2 separate regions of the Homo sapiens genome follow, and region 1 is linked to region 2. The links are chromatin loops, found by intact Hi-C in ENCODE. Cell type or tissue: dorsolateral prefrontal cortex. All regions are shown on one strand. Each heading gives the region's core, and the rest is flanking DNA. Links, peaks and the distances in the headings are about the cores only.

Region 1 (2,812 bases), core at 153-2,652, 87 kb before region 2:
TTGGTGGAATCTGTGAGCCACAAGAGTGGGAAGGTGGGCCTTATGGGTGGGAAGGACGGGGCATCCCTGTCCTTCATGTACCATGGATGGTCTGTCCCCCAAATTCTCCCTCAGTCCCTGACCAGGTTTAGTCATTGGAATCCATGGGGTTTTACCTTCAGAGTAAGCTTGATTTTGCAGAAAATACAGAAAATTTTGGAATTAAGTAGACCTGGATGTGACGGGCATCTTCTAAGATGTCTCCCAGTGATGTCGGCCTCCTGGTGTTCATGCCCTTGTGCAATCCCCTCCCCTTGTGTGTGGACAGGCCTTACTGAGCTGCTTCTAATGAACAGAATATGGCAAAAGTGATGGGATGTCACTTCTCTGATTAGGTTACTTAAGGTTGTGACTTCCAGCTGGCTTTGATGAAACAAGTTGCCAGGCGGGAAAGGTAAGAAAATGAGGAGGACTTCCAGCCAACAACCAGCCAGGAGCTGCGGTATTCACTTCATTAGTCCTCAAGGAACTGACATTCCGCCAACAACCCTGTGAATTTGAAAGTGGATCCTTCTCTAATTGAGGCTCAGATGAGACTCCCACCATGGCCGACCCCTCGAGTGCAGTCTCGTGAAGCAGAGAAACTGAAGCAGAAGACCCAGTTAAACTGTGCCCGTGTTCTTGACCCATAGAAACTGTGAGATAATACATGTGTGTTGCTTTAAGCTGCTGCATTTGTGAAACCTTGTTACACAGCAATAGATAATGAATACACTGGGTTCGAATCCTGCCTTTGCCACTAAACTGGTGTGTGACCTTGGGCCAAGCACTTCTCTTGGATCTTTATCTTCCTCATCTGTAAAATGGGAACAACACCTACCTTTCAGGATTGAGATGAGGACCAGCACATGCTGTTCCCTCTCCATGAACAACTCCTCCTGCCCTTTCTTTACCCTGCATATCAGTTAGAATTTAACTTAGCTGCGGGAACAGAAACGGAATTACAGTGACTTCACTAGAGAAGAGTTTACTTTTTTTTTTTTTGGCAGGCCAGGGTAGGTACAGCTGCTCATGAATAGCCCTGAAGACCCAGGCTCCTTGTCACTTCCTCCTCCACCATTCTTATGTGACTCATTCGTGCCCACAGCTCCTCTGGGATCCTTTACCGCTTTTGTGCACACAGGCTCCTGGTATGTTTTTCCTCCTGACAGCTGGTATCTGGGGCTTTCCTGAGGCTGCCAGAGCCTGCTATGGCTCCGCACAGGGAGAACCTGAAGTACCTGAGAATGTATGTGCTCCATCTATAGAAACATTTCTTGTTTCTAGAACTGCCCTGTGGGACTTCACTGGATTTCACATCCTCACTGGCTTCTTCTCTTCCTGGTGAACTTCTGTACTCCTATAGCCATTTTTCCTGGAAACATTTCCAAAGCATCACTGTCATATGATTCTTCATCTCAAGATTTATTCTGGGGGAACCCAACTAAGACAATCCTCAAGGACACCAGATGGCTGTTCTAGTGGCAGCAGCCATGTTCCAGGAAGGACACAGGGTAAATGGATGACAGACAAAAGGCCAAGTCTATCTCCTTAGTTAGGAAAACTATAGCTTGCCATGTAGCCCCGCCTAGTAGATTTTTCTTACTTCTGATTGGCCAGTCTTGGGTCACGTGATCATTGTTTGGTGCAAGGGAGCCTGGAGAGGAAACATATTTTTAAAATTTTAATTTACCTTTAAAATTGAAATATACTGTTCCTATGGTAAAGTGCACAACAGCTGAATGATTTTTTTGTAAATAAATGTATGTATCCATTGTAACTACCACCCAGGACAAAATATGGAATGTCACTGGCACTCCAAGAGCCTGGGGGTGGGGTGGGGCAAATATTTCTAACCAGGGACACTGCTATTGGTAAGGAAGAAGGGGAGAATGGATAATTACAAGTGTTCTACTTGGCTAGCTCCTGCTAAAACTCAAGGTCTTGACCTAGATATCATCTTCAGGAAGACTTGCCTGGTTTCTAGGCTGAGTTAGGTCTCTCCTGGCCTCCCATAGCCTCCCAGACCTCTCTAGTCTGGTATATGTCATGCAACTCTCTAGCTAGGGCTTTGTCTCATCCACTAGTGCATGAGTTCTGCGAAGCACAGCCTAAAGCCTATATTAAGTGCTCAGCAAACATTTATTGAATAAGTGAGGGAGGAAAGCAAGGTTAGAGTCTGCAAAAGGAACCAGCCTCCTAGGAGACTTTCCAGAAAGGCAGAGGAGACAGGCAGTACAGATAGAGCTGACTGGGTTGGAGCTGAACTCAGAGATGGCACTGCATAGACCAGCTCACAGAACTGCTGGAACAGGGAGTGAGTTAGCCAGGAAGCTGAGCAGGGAATCTAGAATGGACTGTGTAGATGCTGCTACCTATAGCCAGAGAAGCCATGGTCTGTGACCTGTCACCTCTTGCCATTCCAAGGACCTAGCTCAGAACTCAGAGCTCCAGGATAGTCACAGGGCTCTTGACAGCCAAGTCTTAACTGGCTTAACTGGGAGCTTCCTGCTGTGACCCCCTAATTTTCCTCCTGATGCCTTTGAGGAAAGAAACCTAGGGCAATAAGCTGTGTATCAACAGGCTTGGGTTCCAGTTGTCTAGAATTAAGTCTGGTCACTTAACCTTCTTAGGTCTTTGTGATCTTCATTTTTCAGATATGGACACTGAATCTTCAAATGGGAGGAATCTTAAGTGGGAGAAATCTTCAAAGACCGATTGTAATTAATTAGAGTAGTCAATAGGGATGTAAAGTTTATGGTTAGACTGCTTGGGGTTGAATCCCAGCTCTAGT
Region 2 (2,812 bases), core at 214-2,713:
TACTTGCATTACTTTTTAATAAACCACATGTTCATGGTCTATGTTTATTTTTCTATGAGAAGATCTATTTTCCTTATTGTGTTTTAAAAATTCTTTCAATATATTATAGAATATCTCTATTCCCACCATATGTGTTTATACATTTTAAAAATTTCTGTTTTCTTACTGTATGCATGATTTTCCCTGTAAAACTTTTTATTTGCTTGTAGTTAATGATATTAATTTACTTCAGAAAATCATTCACGTGTAAATATTCTACAAAACTTGTCTCATGTTTACTTTGAATACTTTTATAGTTCGATCTTTATGTTTAAATCCTTGACCACCTAAAACGTACTTTGAAATAATGGGTGGAGTGGAAATCCAGTATTTACTCCTTGAATTGCCGGTAATCAGTCTAAACATCATTCGCTGAATTACTAACATTTCTTAAGTGATGTGGAATTCTGCCCTTATCATTTGTAAAATTCTCAAAGGCATTGAGTTTATCTTTTATTCCATTGAGATGTGTGCATTTTCTCACCATTAATGTATGTTCTAATTATGTTGACATATTTTTGTGATAATTTTGGTGGAATTAAAATGTGTCATGGGTAACTCTCCCATGACAATTTATCATCAATATTTTCCTGGAAAACCTCAAATGCTTACTTTATCAGTTGGTATGTTCAATTTCATTAATCATTGGATTTTTATCTCATGGGCTTCCAACTTACTCTTCATTGTTTATCACTAAAACCCACTAAAATCTCCATTTTTTTTTTTTTTTTTTTGAGACAGGATCTCGCTCTGTCGCCAGGCTGGAGTGCAGTGGCGCAATCTTGGCTCACTGCAACCTCTGCCTCCTGGGTTCAAGTGATTCTTCTGCGTCAGCCTCCTGAGTAGCTGGGACTACAGTTGCATGCCACCATGCCCAGCTAATTTTTGTATTTTTAATAGAGACAGGGTTTCACCATGTTAGCCAGGATGGTTTTGATCTCTTGACCTCGTGATCCGCCTGCCTTGGCCTCCCAAAGTGCTGGGATTCCAGGCGTGAGCCACCACGCCCGGTCTCCATAGTTTTTAAGAGCGCCGTTAGGCTGGATATTCCTTATACTCTGTTCCTAATACTGTCAGTTCCTTAGGGAGGACTTTGGAGCTCTCTATTCTTATAGCCTGCCTCTCACTTTTGGAAAATCACTGAGTTCCTTCTAAGGAGCTGTTTTGGAAAGAGTGGTTCACTTTTCTCAGAGTGACAGCCCTGCTTTACCAACTGGGCTCTGACCATGAGCCAGAACATCCTCTGATGTTGTTGGCAGGCATTCACTGGCATGAAAATTCTGCCTGGCAAATGAGCTGTGCCGAGGGCTATGGGGGTCTCAGCATTCTTGACCTACAATGCCTGGGATAGAACCTCTCCACTACAAGTAGTGTTGGGTGGAAGAATGGAGCTCTGTACCTCTTCATCACACTCACCTGGAATCTCTGCAATACAACCTTGGAATGGGTTTGAGAGATGCTGGCAACCTTTTGCCTCTGGTGAGATATCATAACCCTTTAAAGGGAAGTGAGAGGAAAGAGACTCTCCCATTACTTGGCTAGATGTGCCCTGAGTGAAGCTTCCCTCATATTGAGCTAGGATATAGAAAGTATAGAGTGGGTTATGACTCAAATGCTGTAGACACTCTGTGTTCTTTCAAGGTTTAGTAGAGTTTTAAAAATAAATGTATGCACTTAAGACAATTCCCAAAGACTTCAAGTGGCTGTTTTAAAAAATAACTTTTATCAAGTATGATTGTTTGGTTTGAGGGTATTTCCATGGATCTCCTTACACTGCTATTCCAGAGGAGAAGCCACCAGGTCACTCAACTCTTAGTATCATCTACTGGAAACTGGCTAAGACAGTATTTATGTGCTTCTCTCACAATAACAGGAAGATAACTATATCACACAATGGATATGGCAGTTGGCTTGACTGCAGTAATCATTTAACTATGTATATGTATATCAAAACATCATGTTGCATACCTTAAATATGTACAATAAAAATAAAATCTAAAAGAAATAAAATAAAAATAACTTTCACCAGCTGTGGTTGTTGGTTTGGAGTAATCCAAGGAACTCTTCACACCATTCCCTAGCAAGACTTGCCCAATTATTTTCTTCTTAATTTCAAAGAAGTCTATTTGGCTCTGTGAAAATACAAGTATCTGACTGGTTCACAAAACCACTAGGAAACCTAGAAATTCAAGTTAAAAGAAAAGGCAAAAACAAAGAAGTCATTGAATGCAGAATCACAGTCAAAATTAGTCAGATATTGGCCTTTGTGGAGCTCATTGGTGCTACCTCAGAGTAGATGGAGGTTACACATCTCTCAGCCAATATGCCAAAGCCAGATGCTCTTCAATGCATGGGCCATCATTTCCATTTCTCTTCTGAGAAGTCAAATACAGCTGCCATTGCTGTAACTGCCCCAGAAATGAATCTTCACCTCCTACTATCACTAGCTCCCAAGTGCAGCCCAGAGTTTGTGCATCTGATGATCTGAACACGGCATGTACTCACATAAGGTTGTCTCTCAGTGGAGGCAGGGAAAACAAGTGTCCAGACTTTCCTATTCTGTTATAAAAAGTGGCAGAGCCTCTGGATTTCAGGGCTTATGTGGTTAATTCCCCCAAAATAGGAATGACATTCTTATGCTTAGAAGCCAAGAAATGTCTACAACACCCACACTCATTACATCTTGAGTCCTGGAGCAAGGAACACTTTGTATTTTCTTCTCGCAGATTATATTCTATGTAGCCCCATCTGTGCTACCAACTTTCTGTAGGAT

What was found. Peaks named below come from ENCODE experiments on the same cell type or tissue, not always from the same donor. Only the 100,000 strongest peaks of a DNase experiment are listed, where the experiment ranks them.
Region 1: it touches region 2 in a loop (13-fold over the local background); 1 of 110 quality-filtered maps calls a loop at or near these places.

The regions. Positions count from the first base shown.
Region 1 is chr20:45,103,886-45,106,697 of GRCh38, forward strand. No RefSeq gene overlaps it. Among named protein-coding and RNA genes, the nearest start is that of KCNS1, 4.2 kb to the left of the region's middle. In dorsolateral prefrontal cortex, for the core only: no CTCF peak of the experiment used is centred there; a DNase peak (open chromatin) is centred at 1,157; H3K27ac peaks cover 2,000 bases.
Region 2 is chr20:45,190,868-45,193,679 of GRCh38, forward strand. LINC02597 (long intergenic non-protein coding RNA 2597) reads left to right here. Exons shown (of 4, transcript NR_187568.1): 4 at 1-37. Among named protein-coding and RNA genes, the nearest start is that of LINC02597, 12 kb to the left of the region's middle. In dorsolateral prefrontal cortex, for the core only: no CTCF peak of the experiment used is centred there; DNase peaks (open chromatin) are centred at 1,302 and 2,472; H3K27ac peaks cover 2,404 bases.